Linked DNA regions of Homo sapiens: region 2 is linked to region 1. A link is a loop called in an ENCODE intact Hi-C map of the cell type or tissue named here. Cell type or tissue: heart right ventricle. All regions are shown on one strand. Links, peaks and the distances in the headings refer to the core of each region. The heading gives the core; the rest is flanking DNA.

Region 1 (8,000 bases), core at 1-8,000:
GACTTTTTTCTTAAAGCGGAGACCATGTAAAAATATAAGAAATTCTGATGGAGGAAGCATCCCGTGGGTCTTCAATCTGTCTGGCAGCTCCACCCAGGCAGCCCACCCCCAGCCTCCTCCAGAGCAGGGTAGCTCTGCCCGAGGGCGTTTCCTTCCCACAGCAAGAAGCTGAAGGACTTATCTCTGACCCCTCTTGCCTCTCTGTTTTGGATCTTGGTTGACTTTTTCCTCATTTTCTAGACAGACTAGAACTAGACCTTGTTTTGTTCTGCGATGCTACCCAGTCCCCACTTCCTCTGAGAAAAGTGAACCGAGTGACACTGGCCGCTGCCTGACGCTGGCCTAGCATCCCATGCAGGGTCTGGAACGGCGCCTCGTGCCGAGCTCCCTTAGAGGGCACTTCACTCTGCTTCTCTCTCTGCTTGCTCACTCGCCCCCCTCAGGAGATTGCCCGGAGCTCCATCCAGATCACAGGAGCCCTGGAAGACCAGATGAACCAGCTGAAGCAGTATGAGCACAACATCATCAACTATAAGAACAACATCGACAAGCTGGAGGGAGACCATCAGCTCATCCAGGAGGCCCTTGTCTTTGACAACAAGCACACGAACTACACGATGGAGGTACGGCAGCCAGACAGGCGTGTGCCGCTCACTTCTCACGGGGACCATGCCACCTCCTCAGGGTGCTTTCTTCATGCACTTGTCTTTCTTTGTTCCTGTTAAGACCTACAAGTATGAAAGTTAGGGATCTTTAAGCCTTTCCAGTCACTATTTGTGGAAATGCTTCGTGAGCTATATCGAGGACTATATGGTATTACCAACAGTGACATTATCATTATTATTATCACCACCATAAATTCACTACACTTCTTCAAGGTGAGTGCCAGAAACTGGACTGTTGCATTTCTGCCAGTTAGGCCCAAATTGATCTCCCTGGGAGCCAGCAGGTATAACTCAGGGCTCATCCTGCTACTTGGTAAATGGGAAAATATTTTTAGTGACAAACAAGAGTATATACTGCAGAGTGCCCGCTGCCACTGTTAGAATCCTGATAATATACTGCAGAGTGCCCACTGCCACCGTTAGAACCCTGGTAATAGAGTATATACTGCAGAGGGCCCGCTGCCACTGTTAGAACCCTGGTTATAGAGTATATACTGCAGAGTGCCCGCTGCCACTGTTAGAACCCTGGTAATAGAGTATATACTGCAGAGTGCCCGCTGCCACTGTTAGAACCCTGGTAATAGAGTATATACTGCAGAGTGCCCGCTGCCACTGTTAGAACCGTGGTTATAGAGTATATACTGCAGAGTGCCCGCTGCCACTGTTAGAACCCTGGTAATAGAGTATATACTGCAGAGGGCCCGCTGCCACCGTTAGAACCCTGGTAATAGAGTATATACTGCAGAGGGCCCGCTGCCACTGTTAGAACCCTGGTAATAGAGTATATACTGCAGAGGGCCCGCTGCCACCGTTAGAACCCTGGTAATAGAGTATATACTGCAGAGTGCCCGCTGCCACTGTTAGAACCCTGGTAATAGAGTATATACTGCAGAGTGCCCGCTGCCACTGTTAGAACCGTGGTTATAGAGTATATACTGCAGAGTGCCCGCTGCCACTGTTAGAACCCTGGTAATAGAGTATATACTGCAGAGTGCCCGCTGCCACTGTTAGAACCCTGGTAATAGAGTATATACTGCAGAGTGCCCGCTGCCACTGTTAGAACCCTGGTAATAGAGTATATACTGCAGAGTGCCCGCTGCCACTGTTAGAACCCTGGTTATAGAGTATATACTGCAGAGTGCCCGCTGCCACCGTTAGAACCCTGGTTATAGAGTATGTACTGCAGAGTGCCCGCTGCCACCATTAGAACCCTGGTAATAGAGTATATACTGCAGAGTGCCCGCTGCCACCGTTAGAACCCTGGTAATAGAGTATATACTGCAGAGTGCCCGCTGCCACCGTTAGAACCCTGGTAATAGAGTATATACTGCAGAGTGCCCGCTGCCACCGTTAGAACCCTGGTAATAGAGTATATACTGCAGAGTGCCCGCTGCCACCGTTAGAACCCTGGTTATAGAGTATATACTGCAGAGTGCCCGCTGCCACCGTTAGAACCCTGGTAATAGAGTATATACTGCAGAGGGCCCGCTGCCACTGTTAGAACCCTGGTAATAGAGTATATACTGCAGAGGGCCCGCTGCCACTGTTAGAACCCTGGTTATAGAGTATATACTGCAGAGTGCCCGCTGCCACCGTTAGAACCCTGGTTATAGAGTATATACTGCAGAGTGCCCGCTGCCACCGTTAGAACCCTGGTAATAGAGTATATACTGCAGAGTGCCCGCTGCCACTGTTAGAACCCTGGTAATAGAGTATATACTGCAGAGGGCCCGCTGCCACTGTTAGAACCCTGGTTATAGAGTATATACTACAGAGTGCCCGCTGCCACTGTTAGAACCCTGGTAATAGAGTATATACTGCAGAGTGCCTGCTGCCACTGTTAGAACCCTGGTAATAGAGTATATACTGCAGAGGGCCCGCTGCCACCGTTAGAACCCTGGTTATAGAGTATATACTACAGAGTGCCCGCTGCCACTGTTAGAACCCTGGTAATAGAGTATATACTGCAGAGTGCCCGCTGCCACCGTTAGAACCCTGGTTATAGAGTATATACTGCAGAGTGCCCGCTGCCACTGTTAGAACCCTGGTGGGTGCTTGTGAGTACTTCTCACTACAGAATCTTGCAACAGATGACAAAGTAGAATTTTTTTTCAAGTGTGGGGAAGGCTATCATGAGCCCTGCTTAGTAAGCCCTTTGAGTCGGCTGTACTGTTATGAAAGTAAAGAGGCAGAGTTGACATGCTGGAGAGACTTAGAACTGATCTTTCCCCTTTTCCCTCAATAGCACATTCGTGTTGGATGGGAGCTGCTGCTGACAACCATCGCCAGAACCATCAATGAGGTGGAGACTCAGATCCTGACGAGAGATGCGAAGGGCATCACCCAGGAGCAGATGAATGAGTTCAGAGCCTCCTTCAACCACTTTGACAGGGTACCACTCTCTACTTATTTGAAGGGCAATACTGGGGACATTAAACAATGTATCTGAAATAATATGCATGCTCTCGTTTTAAGTCTTAAGGCTCCACAACATTTACAGGGAAACAGGATAGTTAATGACAAAAGAAAATAGCCACCAAAACTAAGTGTCCTAAGCTTTGATGTTGCTCAAGGTGACACAAAGTCCAGGTTTGTGTGCTGTTTCATACAGATCACTTAATAGAATGCATTTGTAGTTGACATCAAAGCTGATTTGTTCTAAGTCAAAGTGTATTCTTCACAAAATGTGATTGTTGGCTTTAGGTCATTTCGTAAAGACTTAAATACAAAACTCTGATATGCTTTTCCTAAGCAACTGTTTAGGAAAAGCATCTGGTCATAATTTAACCCATTCTTTCAACATATAAAACTCAGTTTTCTGTTTTAATTAACAAAATTGATGCATGATCTCTTTTAAGGACATGCAGCAATAAAATGGTGATAATTTTTGTAGTAAAAGCATATAAAAAGCTAAGTGCTGCTTTAAAAATATCATCTAGTATTCTGATTTGAATAATATTGAGTAGAACCAATTCTTTATGAGAAAATACTATTTACTAATCCTGTGGCTGGAAGTGAGTGACTATTAAGGCACACTCCAATTCTTTTCTTTTTTTTTTTTAATGAGACGGAGTCTCGCTCTGTCACCAGGCTGGAGTGCAGTGGCATGATCTCGGCTCACTGCAACCTCCGCCTCCCGGGCTCAAGCAATTCTCCTGCCTCAGCCTCCCTAGTATCTGGGACTATAGGCACCTGCCACCATGCCTGGCTAATTTTTTTTTTTTTTTTTCAGTAGAGACGGGGTTTCGCCATGTTAGGCAGGATGGTCTCAATATCCTGATCTCATGATCCACCCACCTTGGCCTCCCAAAGTGCTAGGATTACAAGTGTGAGCCACCGCACCTGGCCTTTTTTCTTTTTGTTTTGTTTTGTTTTGTTTTGTTTTGTTCTGTTTTTGAGATGGAGTTGTGCTTTTGGTGCCCAGGCTGGAGTGCAATGGTGTGATCTCAGCTCCCTGCAACCTCCACCTCCCAGGTTCAAGCGATTATCCTGCCTCAGCCTCCCAAGTAGCTGGGATTACAGGCATATGCCACCATGCCTGGCTAATTTTTTGTATTTTTACTAGAAACAGGGTTTTACTATGTTGGCCAGGCTGGTCTTGAACTCCTGACCTCAGGTGATCCATCTGCCTCAGCCTCCCAAAGTGCTGAGCTTACAGGCGTGAGCCACCACGACTAGCTACGTTCCAATTCTTAAAGATCACTAAAAGGGATGTACCATTACTTTGCATGGAGCCCTGTTATGATTTGCAAATGTCCATCAGTCGTTCCTAAAATGCCTCTGGGCTAGATAGACCAGTCAGATTTGGGCCTTTTGGAGGATTCAGACAGTGGACTTCTGATCAGAGAGCTAGGCATAAGTAAAAAATTATCCACAGAGATGGATATTGACGTTCTTATAGCTTCAGCACACCTTTATTGTGCAGCAGCATGCTGTGATTTGACGTATCTGCATTCATTAAAGCCCAAGTCATTTTTCTTCCAAGGAGGGAAATGATGGATCGTCATCCCTGTACACAACCATCTCTTGTTGAAAGACACTCTCACTCATTGGGGCTACTTTATAGGAAGAAAGCACATTGATTTGAATCCAAGATGATCACAATCTTTTGCAACAAAAGTCCAAGGAGTACAATGCAGAACTTACCATGTTTAGAAGTTTGTTCAAATTAAACATGAATGATTCTTTGTCAGTAGGTGGCAGTAGTGAGCTCCTGACTAGTTCCTTTTGCTGTTTTCTTGAGTGTGTGGTCTCCTTTCGTTTTTGTCTGGTCTTTACCCTCCTCTCCCCTCTTTTTCATTTTTAAGAAACTAGTTTGTAACATCCTTGTGCTGGCTCCATCCTTCTCGCAAGTCAGTGGTGACATTTACGACCTTGGCAGAGCTCAAAGTGCTTCTCTTACCAGATCTTTGTTCAGTTGGTCAAGTAGAGTTGCTCATCTTGCCCTGTGCTCACCTGCTCTGTCCTTTGTTTTTGCCAACAGAGGAAGAATGGCCTGATGGATCATGAGGATTTCAGAGCCTGCCTGATTTCCATGGGTTATGACCTGGTAAGACAGAAGTTGAAATTGTACTAAGATTTGATATTTTATTGAATTTGGATTTCTGTTATAAAAGATGACAAGCTCAAACCAAGGTAGTGCATTTGGGATTGGTTCGTTTTCATTATATAGGATAATATTTTTTGAAGGTCTCACTGTTATTATATAAAAATAAAGTCACGAGGCCTGGCGCAGTGGCTCACGCCTGTAATCCCAGCACTTTGGGAGGCCGAGGCGGATGGATCACCTGAGGTCAGGGGTTTGAGACCAGCCTAACCAATATGGTGAAACCTCTTCTCTACTAAAAATCCAAAAATTAGCCAGCTGTGGTGGCGGGCACCTGTAGTCCCAGCTACTTGGGAGGTTGAGGCAGGAGAATGGCTTGAACCTGGGAGGCGGAGGTTGCAGTGAGCTGAGATTGCACCACTGCACTCCAGCCTAGATGACAAGAGTGAAACTCCATCAAAAAAAAAAAAAGTCACAGAACCAAAGCATTTATTTTTATTCAATAATTGGTCAGATTATTTTTTCTAGTGAAGGAGATGAGAACATAGGCTTTTTGATTGTTTTAAACAGCTTTACTGAGATATAACTCACGTACTACGGTTTACCCATTTAAAGTGTATACTTCAGTGGCTTTTAGTAGGAACCTAATGATTTTTCAAGTGCTTTTTCCTCTAATATGCTGAAAGGTAAAAAAGGTTTAGTCGTAAATCAGCCAAGATAAACTTACATTTCCCTGTGGGCTGGGATAGTCCTAGTATATCAGACACTTCTCTGTTACCCATTAATGAGTATTTTTAACCTGGCCTCCCTTGATTCTCTTTGGGACTGTAAACTACAGTCGTGACAGCCATGTTCTGAGCTGCCTTCAGTTTGGCAGCATCGCTTTCCTAGTTGTAATCTGAGGAAAGGGCTCAGCTCCCGCTTTGACCTCCTCTTCCATAATTACGTCACGTGACCCATCAAGGCCAGCAGTGGGTCCCAGAGAGGAAAGACTTCTGACATTTACAAGCTTCTGGTTTGAAGCTCCAGCAACTTTTAAAATTGTTTGGTAGCAGTAAACCTTAGTCACCCTTAAGGGGAATCTTGTCCAAAGACTGAAGGGAAACGCAGGTAATAATTCAGTTTTCAGACATAAAGGAATTGGCATGTCACCAGGGAAAGAATGAAAACGGCTCTGTTGAGAGTTGTGTACCGTTCGTGTACATGTTTCTTTGCCACTTTGCCCCAGGGTGAAGCCGAATTTGCCCGCATTATGACCCTGGTAGATCCCAACGGGCAAGGCACCGTCACCTTCCAATCCTTCATCGACTTCATGACTAGAGAGACGGCTGACACCGACACTGCCGAGCAGGTCATCGCCTCCTTCCGGATCCTGGCTTCTGATAAGGTCTGCATTGACAGATTTCCTTCTGCTTTAGCAGGAGTCCACTACATCCTTCTAACAAAAAAGGCAACAGTGTTGTAAATAAAAACCATTTTTATGCCGGTGTATTTTGTACAACATTGGCACTGATTTCAGAAGGCAGCAGATAGACACACAACAATGGCGCGCCCAGCACAGAGGAAACAGACATGCCATTCCTGGCATTCGTGCTTGGCCTTGCATTGAGTTTTTATAGAAGGGACAAGAGTGTATTTGTACTTGCGTGTGTGTGTGTGTGTGTGTGTGTGTATGTGCGCGCTACTGGTTCGACCCCTGTTTTACATTCTAGGTTGGTGGATGTGACTCAGAAAGAAGAAACTATGCAATTTAGATGTTATAAAACTGGTACCTTCTCCTAAGGATCAATGACCCTGACTTTGTGCCCAGCCATGGAGCAAAGTTAAATATAGCCGTTCAGTCAGTAAAAAATTGGCAAGCTTTTCATTACATGTAGCCTAGACCTTCAGGAGGAGTTTAATTGCCAGTTCAGAATTGTAATATTTTACCCCCCAAACAATAAAAACATCTCTATGTATAAATTCAATTTGGGACAGGATTATTTTACCCTGTTTTCTGGCTGAGAGGATAATGAACATTACCACAAGGAGGTTAGCATGCTAAAACACAGTAACAGAGCCATATTTATTACCTTAAAAATCAGATAAGACCAACTATTTTTAAAATAATGTTTTCTTTAAAATGAATCATTTACCCATGGGGTGAGGGTGGATGGGAAATAGCCCAGCTGATTTAGAAGGTAAGAAACCATGGCTCCTCCAACCCCACTAAGAAACTTCTACTATAAATTATATAATATGCAAACTATAATGATATAAATTATAATGTGATATTTGAGATTTACTTATTTTGACTTTTACCAACCAGACTATTTGGCTGGAATTGTCCTATTTCCCACTGAACTTTTTTTTTAAAAGCTTCATCTTTTCTGGTATGAAATGCAGATCATAGTACGTATCCTCGCATTGTGGCTCAGTTTGAGAACTACTAGTAATGCTCCATTTGCCTTTATGAAGCATATCACCCTTCCTGCTGGCCAGGCCGCTTCTAGATACGCTCCTACAAGTAAAACTTGGCTTTCTGTTGGTTGTCTGGTACTACTATGCCAATAGACTCCCTATTCTTTAGTCCTTTTAAAAAATTAAACAGATGCAAGAAATATGTAAGTATTAAGACTGTTTATGTTGTGGTGTTTCTGCAACTGACTGCAAACACGTGTGTATTTTTTCCCAGCCATACATCCTGGCGGAGGAGCTGCGTCGGGAGCTGCCCCCGGATCAGGCCCAGTACTGCATCAAGAGGATGCCCGCCTACTCGGGCCCAGGCAGTGTGCCTGGTGCACTGGATT
Region 2 (11,653 bases), core at 1,372-9,371, 800 kb after region 1:
TCCATATTTGCAATTCTCATTTCCATTTTTTAAAATATTATTATTATTATTATTATTATTATTATTATTAGTTGAGATAGAATCTCGCTCTGTCCCCCAGGCTGGAGTGCAGTGGTGCAATCTCAGTTCACTGCAACCTCTGCCTCCCTGGTTCAGGTGATTTTCCCTGCCTCAGCCTCCCGAGTAGCTGGGACTACATGCGCCTGCCACGAGGCCCGGCTAATTTTTTTTTTTTTTTGTATTTTTAGTAGAGGCGGGGTTTCACCATATTGGCCAGGCTGGTCTTGAACTCCTGATGTTGTGATCCACCCACCTTGGCCTCCCAAAGTGCTGGGATTACAGGCATGAGCCACTGCACCTGGCCACTCTATTTTATTTTAACACATAGATATGGAACACCTACTGTGCCTAGTTCTGGGAATTCAAAGATGAATAAGAGTTTTTGTCTTATGTAGCTCTCAGTGTAGACAGGGAAAATAGACTAAATTGCTACCACTACCATACAATGAAAGTGTTAAGCTGAAGAGTCATAACACAGGGGGTTTAAATCAGCTTGGTGATATGAGGGAAATCTTTAAAGAGGAGGTATATTAGTTATCTATTCCTGTACAGCAAACTACCCCTTTCCCTCCCACCAAAAAAAAAAAAAAAAAAAAAAAAAAAAACCCTCTCAGTGGCTAAAAATAACAAAATTTGTTATCTCAAAGTTTCTGTGGGTTATGAATGTGAGTGATAGGTGGTTCTGGATCATAGTCTCTCTGAGATTGCTATTAAGTTGGCCAGGGCTTAAGTCATCTGAAGACTTCACTGGAGCTGGAGCACTGGATACTAAGACAGCTCACTTGCATAACTGTTGGCTAAAGAACTCGCTTCCTCTCTGGCTGTTGGCAGAAGACACAGCCAGATGGGTACAGCCTTGCCACACAGAGCTCTTCATAGAGATGCTCGAGTGCCTTCACATGGAAGCTGACTTCCCCCAGAATGAAAAATCGAAGAGTGAGTACAAGGATGCTGTAATGCTTGTTACAATTACTTCTATTATATTCTGTTTGTTAGAAGTGAACCACTAAATGAAGCCCACACTTTTTGAATGGAGGTGTACTCAAGTATTTGTGGACATATTTTAAAACCACCAAAGTAGGTACAGCTAAGTCAATCGGGTTCATGCATTTCAGGCAGAGAGAATAGTATATGTAAAGGCTTAGAGACACAAGGAGGATTGCAAATGGGAATTTCAGAGAGCTTTGTACGACCAGATGTAGAGTGGAGTTTGAAAAGTGGCAGTAGATCAAATAGAGGAGGCAGGAGTTGAAACAGTTTTTTTTTTTTTTTAAATTAAAGAATGATTCTAGTGGCTCTTTAGGAAAAAGGCTGAATGTAAACAAAACTGGAGATGAGGACAGCAGTTTGGTGACAAAAAAGAAGTATAGATGAGGAGTGTTGGAGACCTTGTCTTTGGCAATACTGTGAACAGAAAAAATTATTTGGCATTTAGAAGTAGAATCAGCAGAAGGACAAAGGAGGCATCTGAGATAGTTTCTGGATTGATAGATGTCAAGTACATACACACTGGTTGGGAACACAGGAATTGGAGCAGATGGACATGGGGTAGTGGGAAGATTCTGAGTTTTATTGTAAACATCTTCAGTTTGAGGTGCATGTGAGACAACTCAACACATATACCAGGATTCAATTACATATATAAGTACAAACGTGAGACTATTGCTAGAGAGAAACAGAGGGTTAAAAATTTAATTTTTTAAATGAAAGAAATGTGGACATTTTTACACTAAGGGAGAGAGAGAGGTTGAAAGTACAGTAAGAGGAGCTTGATGAGCTGTGGTCTCTGAGAAGGTTGAAGGGAATGAAATTCAGAGCATGGGTAAAGGGATTGGCCTCCTGTAAAAGGAACAACAACACTTATTCCCCTAAGGTTAGTAGGAAAGAAGTAAAGATTGAAGACGCTGCAAAAACCTGTGTACAGGGAAAATCAGGAGGAAGCTGAGGGCAGTCTACTGTATAATTATTGTCTTCAGGTTGAAATAGAAAATGAGTTTATTTTCCTAAGGAGTAGAAGTTAGGGCAGGCTGGACTGGATTAGAAGCCTTGAAGAGAGCAGTAAAGATGTGTTGGGTATAGAATTCTCAGCTGACAATTATTTTTTCTTTTAGTACTCAGATATATCATCCCGCTGCCTTCTGGCCTTTATGTTTTCTGATAAGGCATTGACATTAATCTTTTGGAGGGTCCCTTGTATGTGATGAGTTGCTTCTCTCTTGCTGTTTTCAGGATTCTCTCTCTGTTTTTGGATTTGAACAGTTTGATTATGATGTGTCTAGTTTTAATTTCTTTGAGTTTATCCCCAAAGTTTACTGTACTTCTTAGATGTGTAAATGAATGTTTTTCATCAAATTTGGGAAGCTTCTGGCCATTATTTATTCATTCTTTCTTCTCTTTTCTGTCTCTCCTTACAGTCTGTGATTTCCATTATGTGTATGTTGGTATGGTTGAGTGTATCCCCCAGGCCTCTGAAGCTCTGCTTGTCTTTCTTCATTTCTTCTTCAGTTTTTCATACTTGACTAACGGACTTATCTTCAAGTTCATTGATTCTTGTCAGTGCAAATCTGTTGTTGAGCCCTCTGATGTATGTTTAATTTCAGGTACTGTGCTTATCAACTCCAGAAATTTTTATTCTTTTTTATAATTTACCTCTTTATTGATATTCACTATTTGGTGAAGCATCATTTTTGTACTTTTTTTTTTTTTTGAGATGGAGTTTTGCTCTTGTTGCCCAGGCTGGAGTGCAATGGCGTGATCTCGGCTCACTGCAACCTTCACCTCCCAGGTTCAAGTGACTGTCCTGCCTCAGCCTCCCAAGTAGCTGGGATAATAAGAATACTGGCAAAAAATTATGCAAATCAAATTTTTCATAGTTCTGGAAATTAACTAAAGGCTGGCCAAAATCCAGGGAGTGTTTATTTGATTAAAATGTCCAAATGTTGCTAAGAACAGCAACTAGTGATGTTTTAACTTGCTCCTGCCCCATCACCCTCTCTCTAATTCTATGGCATATTGAAAACCAACGGCCCCTCAATCATAGTGAAAATCAGCCACCCACAAGCCGCTGGAGTGGGCAGAACAGAGTTGGACCACCACCATGCCTGGCTAATTTTGTATTTTTAGTAGATATGGGGTTTCACTGTGTTGATCAGGCTGGTCTCGAACTCCTGACCTCAGGTGATCCACCTGCCTCGGCCTCCCAAAGTGCTAGGATTACAGGCATGAGACGCTGTGCCCAGCCTCATACTTTTATTTAGTTCATTACACATGGTTTTATTTAGTTCTTTGAACAGATTTAAAATACCTAACTTAAAGTCTTTGTCTAATAAGCCCAACATCTCGGCCTCCTGAGGAATAATTTCTATTGACTGCTTTTTACCCCTTTATGTATGGGACATACTGTCTTGTCTTTTTGCATGTCTCACAATTTTTGTGAAAAATTGAACATTTAAAGTAATGTAATTTGGTAACTCTGTATTCGCCCCTATTTCAGATTTTGTTGTTGTGCTTATTGTCATTGTTGTTTGCTTTCTTGGTAATTTTTCTAAACTAGTTTAGTAGAGACTGTGTTGCCTGTCATGTGTGGCCACTGAAGTCTCAGTTTCATTAGCTTCATGGTCAGCTGATGGTAGGACAGAGACTTCTTTAAATGCCTAGGACTGATAAGTCTCCCAGTCTTTACCAAAGGAGAGGCAATGTAATGTGAGCATATTGGCACATGCCTTCAACACTCAACCAGGCAATTTATAATTTCACATTAGCCTTCTCTTACTGCATGTGCAGAGCCTCAAGGTCTTTCAGAGGTGTAAGCTTTCTCAGGTTTTTCCTGAATACATGCACAGCCCTGGGCATGAGCATGGCCTTCTAGAGTCCCAGGAATATGTTGGAGCTTCTCACATCCCACTATGGATATTTCACTCCCCAGCTTTTCCTTTCAAACTTTTTGGTCAGTTGCTGTTTGCCTCAGCTGTTATTGCTGCCTCACAAAGCTGCAAGGCTAACAAATTGCCTCAGATGATTTTCAACAAATGTCCTTGGAGAAACAACTATTTGCACTGGGCAAGCTCTAAGTCAAGTGGAATAAAGACAAGTCTTACCGATGGAATTTTCCAGAAAAGGGAACATAATGACAGTTATCTGGGAACTGGGCTTTGGAGGAACTCCAGCTCTGTTCTGCCCACTACAAGGGCTTATGGGTGGCTGATTTTCACTATGATTGAGGGTCCTTTGGTTTTCAATATGCTGTGGAATTAGAGAGAGGGTGATGCAGCAGGAGCAAATTAAAACATCACTAGTTTGCTGTTCTTACCAACATTTGGACATTTTTATCAAATAAACACTCCCTGGCTTTTGCCAGCCTTTAGTTAATTTCCAGAGCTATGAAAAATTTCATTTGCATAGTTTTTTGCCAGTGTTCTCATTAATTCTGTGGAGAAGAGGATTTTTGGAGATTCTTTCTCTACCATTTCTACTGATGTCACTCAGCAATAAAGATTAAAAATTGCTGTTTTGTGGGATGGAACAGAGAGCAGACTGCAAACAGATAAAAACATTGTGGAGAAACATTGATGGTCCCGTTGAGGTTAGAGACTCTGAGTTAGTGGTGCCAATCTGTTCGGTGCATGTGTTTTCTGGCGAACTCAGCAGAGCAGGTATAGATGTTGAGAGTGAAGGTAGTGAAATTGGACAGTAATTGGGGTTAAGAGAGCAAGTAGGGGAAAAGCTAATAAGGGCAAGAAAGTATGGAAAGTTATATAGGGAAGGGAAGAATGAAGGAATCTAATGAGTTTGAAGAGTGAGTGTATAAGAAAATGAGAAAACAGGGAGAAAAAATGGTGATCACACAATCTCTGTATTTTAAGAATTTAGAGATAGAGCCACTGACAGTTGTTTGACAAGGTTTGATTTTACCGAAGTTATGTGAACAGTGAGCAATGAGAATAGAGTGGCATATTCTACAGTAGAAGCTGAGATTATGTTTAGTGTTTACTATGTGCCAGGATATAACAGCATGCTTCATAGTAGGGATGCAAGTGATCTGTATGGAAAAGACATAAGAAGAAAGATTAATTTTCCAATGGGAGGAATCAGTAAAGGGAGAAATATCTTCAGAGTTAGATGTTGAAAGGATCAGGAATCAGTAAAGGGAGAAAATGTCTTCAGAATTAGATGTTGAAAGGATCAAAATTTCAACAAGTAGAGATTAGTGTCAGAAAGGCCATCGCTACTAGAAAGAAAGTACATCTGATGTGATTAAGTGTAGAAAGAGTTGAGGAAGGGTAGATGGTCCACTTAGGATAAAATATAGGGTACAGATGGGCAGAGAGAACAGACATAGATGAAGGTAGAAAGATTAGGGCAAAATATGGAATATCTTGCAAACTCAGCTAAGAAATGTGGATAAATTTGTATAAGGAGTACCAGCCCCAGGAAGTTTTAAAGCAAGAGCTTGATGTGTGATCACAGTTTACAATAGCAATATAACTACGGCAACAGTGGGAAGGGACAGATTGGAGGGGGCAGTGCTTGGAGGTAGACCAGTTGGGAGGCTTTAGAAAAATTGTTTTTTTGAACAAGGATGGTGGGAATAAAAATTAAAAGATAGATGTTGAGAGATTTTATAGCATAAAGCAAAATCAGTCTGATTATCACTAAGAGGAGATTCAAAACATTCATTTATAATAGTCTATACTGCTGTTGCTGACATTTAAAAAAAAGTCAAGGGCATAAAAAGTTTAATAAAATTGAATCAAGCCTTATGTAATTAATCAGAATTATAATTTATTTTCTCTTAGGAGAATGCTTACATATTCCAGATAAAACATGAACTCTGTATTTGAGTTGTAGTATCTTTGGAGTACTGTTGTCAATAATATTTTAAAGCATTTGAAAATGGAATTTATTCTTATTTACTACAAGGTTTAATCAAGATTTGAATTGTTTTATCCAAAATAATACCAGAAGGTTGAAAGGATGGCTGATTAATACCAATAATTTTAAAAAGTATTATCATTAGACCTAAAAGATTCTAGATATGTATAAAATTTTAGCTTTTCCTTATAGCTTCTTGTAACTTAAGATTTTAATGTATAGTTAGATCTTGACTGCCCTCTAGTGGCATATATTTTCTTAGCTATATTGTTTGGAGAGCAGAGTGTATGGTTACTTTAGGCCTTTTTAGGCCCTAGTTAGGTGATTGGTGGTGTGTCATGCCTGGGAGGTACGGGGAGCACAGTCTTTGCTCAGTCCTTGGCCTTAATCTTGAGGTAGTTCATTAATAATATAATTCCTGAATTGTTTCTGCTTTGAATACCAACAGACTTGATAATGTATGACAGGAATATGTCTCCCAACTATTCATTTTTAAATGTCCATTATTATTATATTCATTATAACAGTATAAAAATCACTTATATAACATACTTACATGAGTTATAATTGCCTATCAAACACATAAATATATCGTGTTTAAAATCGAGCAAAGCATAAGGATGTTCGGGGGAGAGTTCTGTGCCTTTGACAGGATGCTACCCATTAGCTATTTGTCTGGGCTGCTATATCCGGAGCCCGGAAGAGTCTTCGTTTCTAGATACAGTTTGGCAGGTATATATGGAGCACTTACTTTGTGGCTCAGGTGCTTGATACTACAAGGTATGCAAAATAAGTTTGTTACGGATTGCTTGGATCTTTTTAAAAAACTCCTACAAACCCAGATTTCACTTTGTATTAGTATTTTAGCAAGAGGTATAATGTTGAACTGTTGCTTCTTTAAAACGTAGTTGCAAACTACCCTAAACTAACTTAATAAATATATACTATGGGGCAGGGCACAGTGGCTCACACCTGTAATCCCAGCACTTTGGGAGGCTGAGGCTGGTGGATCACCTGAGGCTCGAAGTTCGAGACCAGCGTGACAATGGTGAAACCCCGTCTCTACTGAAAATACAAAAAAATTAGCTGGGCTTGGATGGTGGCACATGCCTGTAACCCCAGCTACTCAGGAAGCCGAGGCAGGGGAATTGCTTGAACCCAGGAGGCGGAAGTTGCAATGAGCTGAGATGGTGCCATCGCACTCCAGCCTGGGCAACAAGAGCAAAACTCCATCTCAAAAAAAAAAAAACACAAACAAATAGGAAAATCCACAGAGATTAAAAAAGAAAAAGAAGAGTCCTTTTTTTTTTGTGAAGTCCCTTGCATGATAGTATCTGTGAACCACATGTTTGTTTCAAATTCAGGTTAAGTATCATCAATGAGCATAAGAATAGCATAGCATTAGGGCCAGGAAGAAGAATATTAGGACTCAGAAACTCTGCATTGTTTCTACTGCAATATATTCTCCATGTAGTACCCCCTATTTTCATTCCCTATAGTAATAAAGGGGATTAGTGGTATGTTTTAATTCCAAGAGAATTGTGTAGGGGGCTTTTGGGGAAATTATTACATTTTTATACCGAATTTGCCTTCTAAAATATTTGATTTGTGCTAATATTAAAATTAGTTTGCATTACTTGAGTGCACTATACATATTTGTGAAGTCTTGATATATTAGAAACCAAACACAGAAAAGAGAACCTGGTATTTTTCAGTAGTTTAGTTTTCCAAAAAAACTGTAGTATAGTTTTCATGGTATATAATGACTATAGTATATACTAATTCTATATTTAGAAAATTAGGAGTTACATCTATTAATGCATACTAGAATGTAATGTAATATTTTATTTGCAAATATCAACATAATTAAAAATAAGGATAACTACCTGATCATTTTTTCTTCCCTGAAAATAATCTCCAAATTTTTGTGTAATTTATAGCTCATATTTATCTCTTAGATTCATTTAGGGAAGATTACAGGCATGTTTTAAGGAAACAATTTATCGGTAATCTGTTTTTTGAGGAAATACTAACTCTGAGTAAAAATTTGACTTTCCTGTTTGTTTAGTATTGCAGCACTGAGAACGAGTTTCTTTCTTTCTTTCTTTTTTTAAACACAGAGTCTTGCTCTGTTGCCCAGGCTAGAGTGTAGTGGCATGGTATCGGCTCACTGCATCCTCTGCTTCCCGGGCTCAAGCAGTTCTCCTGCTCAGCCTCCCAAGTAGCTGGGATTACAGGCATATGCCACCAGGCCCTGATGATTTTTGTATTTTTTGTAGAGATGGGATTTCACCATGTTGGCCAGACTGGTCTCGAATTCCTGACCTCAAGTGATTTGCCTGCCTCAGCCTCCCACAGTGTTGGGATAACAGGTGTGAGCCACCGCGACCCGCCAAGAACTAGTTTCTTAATAGCACAAACTACCTTTAAATATCATAAAATCTGATAGAATTTTTTTCTCTCAAAACAACGTTTACGATCCTATTTTTCAAAATATATTTACTTACCAAGTAATAGGCATGAGAATTTACCCTTAACCATAGAAATGTTTCTCTGATTCAGAGACTTAAGCTAGTTTCTGAAGGGTTAGCCAGCAGATTCAGTTAGTTCTACATTCAGTAAGCACTACCACCATTATCAAAAAAGCAGTTATTGATCGTTTCATTAATTAAGCCCATGTGATAGGGAGCCATCTCATGCTACAGCCATGGTGTCTCCACTGCTTTACTTCATCTCATTTTAAATTGTTACATATGACCTAGCTGTATGTTTATTGGCAACCTTTAGTGCTTATATAGATTATTTTTATAGTTCTAATTTGATCATACCAAGTCATTGATTGAACTGTTATTAAATTTTTATTATGCATAAAGTCTTTCCCAAATCTTAAGGAGAAACAAATAGGAACTTCCTTCTTCTCTTTTCTTTTCTTTCTTTCTTTTTCTTTCTTTCTTTCTTTCTTTCTTTTTCTTTCTTTCTTTCTCTTTCTTTCTTTCTTTCTTTCTTTCTTTCTTTCTTTCTTTCTTTCTTTCTTTCTTTCTTTCTTTCTTTTGTCTTTCTTTCTTTCTCTCTCTCTCTTTCTTTCTCTTTGTTTGTTTGTTTTGTTTTGAGACAGGATCTCACTCTATCACCCAGGCTGGAATGCAGTAGAACGACCATAGCTCACTGCAACCTCGACCTTCTAGGCTCAAGTGATCCTTCTGTATCAGCCTCTTGAGAAGCTTGGACTTACAGGCATGCACTACCATGTCTGGCTGAATTTTTAAACTCTTTGTAGAGACAGGGTACCACTATGTTGCCCGGGCGCGATCCTCCCGCCTTGGCCTTCCAAAGTGTTGAGACTACAGCTGTGAGCCACCACACCTGGCTGAAAACTAGCATTTAACCAGTAACTAGTAACTCTGTGCGAGCTATTGGAGGCAAAGTAGGAAGAAGAGGGGCTATAACATGAAGCAGCTCCCAAGTTCCACCATTTTTAGTTGTGCGATGTTGGTCAAGTCTGAAATTTCCTCCTCTGCATCTAACTCAGATGTTAGCTGGGTGACCACCTTCTTTGAGATATCAATTCAATGAACACTCATTCCTCTCCTCTGTGGTTTCAGAAGGACTTACCTTCTCATCGTCGTTCTGGCTCTGGGTTCCTCATTCTGAGACTTCCCCCTCTCGTCTCTCTCAATCTCACCTGCATCTCATTTCCTAGGGATACTTTTCCCCCTTTTGCATCACACTGGTCCTAATGTTGGATGCTGACCTTTTTATTTTTCCCCCAGATCTTTTAAATACAGCATTTGTATGTATAGCAGATCACAGTGAAGATGTATGCGAGAATGGAAAAATTTTGCATCACATTTGAGTTCCTTAGCCATCACCATCCTGTAGGGAAATTTTTACTATTGATGCTATTGTTACTTTTCTCCACTGTTTACAACTTTCCCTTATTTCTGTTTCTCTTCTCTTCCTTGCTTCGTCTTCCCTCTTCTCTCTCACCCGTACATGTCTACTCATTTCTTATGCAGAGCAGTTCGGATCTTTTTTCTTATTGACTTCTTTCCATCTCATCCTCCACAACCAAAGCACCAAGGCACTTGGGTTTTGTTCTACAGAAAGGTCGTTCCCTCCTGAAAATGAGGCTGACGGAGACTCATTCCCCAGTCTCTCCAGCGCAAGCCCTGGTGCTTTCCACTTCACCCAGCTGGTCTGACAGTGGCTGATCCTAGATCAGAAAGCACTTGGTAAAATGGGAAAGAAGATAAGAAGGTATCATTATCATCATCGCTCTAGGTTGAATTACTAAAGTCGTGATTTATCTTTCCTTCTTTTATTTATGATATCTTTCCTTCTCTTTCACCTCCCCATCCAATGACCACCAGAAATCTCTGTCCATTTCCCAGCAGCCAGAGCCGAAGTGTGCAGCGGCACCGGGGAAAGGTTCCGAATCTTCCGTGCCGAGAAGACCTATGCAGTGAAGGCCGGACGGTGGTATTTTGAATTTGAGACGGTCACTGCTGGAGACATGAGGGTTGGTTGGAGTCGTCCTGGTTGTCAACCGGATCAGGAGCTTGGCTCAGATGAACGTGCCTTTGCCTTTGATGGCTTCAAGGTGAGTGGACTTTGTCCTGTGCCAGTCATCTGTACGTGCTGGAGGCTCATCTCCTCTGCTGTTCCTCTTGGTAGCTTCACAGTACCAGTGTTTCCCACAGCACAAACGTGGAAAAATATTTCACAGGAAAGCTTTTGTCCTCGTAGTCTCAAAACCCTTCCCTACAACCCATGAATGCAGTGAAATTCACCAAGTAAGACATTGCTTTTCCATGGTTATCAAAAAGATAAATCATCTTTGTCTATCAAAATGTTAAAGATACATATGTAGAGGAAAAATGCATATACATTGACGCAGCGATTCCGTATCAGGAGTTTATCTTTAAGCTATAATTAGTGGTTTGTATGAACATTTAATAGCTACAATGCTTAATGTAGTGTTGTTTATAATCACAAACGGTTTTCATTTTCAACATTATTGGTAATTTCTATTAAGTTGGATGGAAGCTGGTCAGGTGTTTATTTTGTTATTTATATACTAATAAATGTTTAAAGATTCTTTTACATGTGTAAAATATTTTGATCAGTAATATGGGCGAGGTGCCTGTAATCCCAGCACTTTGAGAGGCTGAGATGGAGGGATCACTTGGGGCTAGGAGTGCAAGACCAGCCTGGGCAACAAAGTAAGATCCTGTCTCTACAAAAAAAAAAAAAAAAAAATTAAAATTAGCCAAGCATGGTGGTGTGCACTTGTGGTCCCAGCTACATACGAGGCTGAGGTGAGAGGATTGCTTGAGCTCGGGAGGTCGAGGCTGCAATGAGCCATGATCACACCACTGCACTCCAGCCTGGGCAACAGAGTGAGACCTTGTCTCAAAACAAACAAAAAAATAATAATAACAACAAGGTATATATGCTTATAGCCACAATAGGATAATAATAGTCACTTTTGATTGGTAAAATCATAGATTTTTTTAAAGTCTTCTTTTTTTTTTATTTTTTAAGTGAATTTATTTTCCTTTTCACATGAGGGGGAAAAAGCTACTTTTTAACCAAGAAAAATAAAATTAGAATAAATAAGCAATCATGAAGAGATTTGACGTTTGGATATTTCTTGGAGTGAAATGTCCTGTGTAGGAAAGCATTTCTAGGCTTGAAATTAGGGCAGTTGACCCACTTAGTT

What was found. Peaks named below come from ENCODE experiments on the same cell type or tissue, not always from the same donor. Only the 100,000 strongest peaks of a DNase experiment are listed, where the experiment ranks them.
Region 2: a loop joins it to region 1, with 8 times the contacts of the local background. A loop is called at or near these places in 25 of 110 quality-filtered maps.

Annotation. Positions count from the first base shown.
Region 1 is chr1:236,754,576-236,762,575 of GRCh38, forward strand. It overlaps ACTN2 (actinin alpha 2), which reads left to right. Exons shown (of 21, transcript NM_001103.4): 17 at 444-623; 18 at 2,911-3,057; 19 at 5,149-5,214; 20 at 6,440-6,598; 21 at 7,886-8,000. Among named protein-coding and RNA genes, the nearest start is that of MTR, 37 kb to the right of the region's middle. In heart right ventricle, for the core only: a CTCF peak has its summit at 4,868 (motif pointing right); no DNase peak of the experiment used is centred there; H3K27ac peaks cover 2,912 bases.
Region 2 is chr1:237,556,245-237,567,897 of GRCh38, forward strand. It overlaps RYR2 (ryanodine receptor 2), which reads left to right. Exons shown (of 105, transcript NM_001035.3): 28 at 10,323-10,531. Among named protein-coding and RNA genes, the nearest start is that of MIR4428, 91 kb to the left of the region's middle. In heart right ventricle, for the core only: a CTCF peak has its summit at 6,185 (motif pointing left); no DNase peak of the experiment used is centred there; H3K27ac peaks cover 597 bases.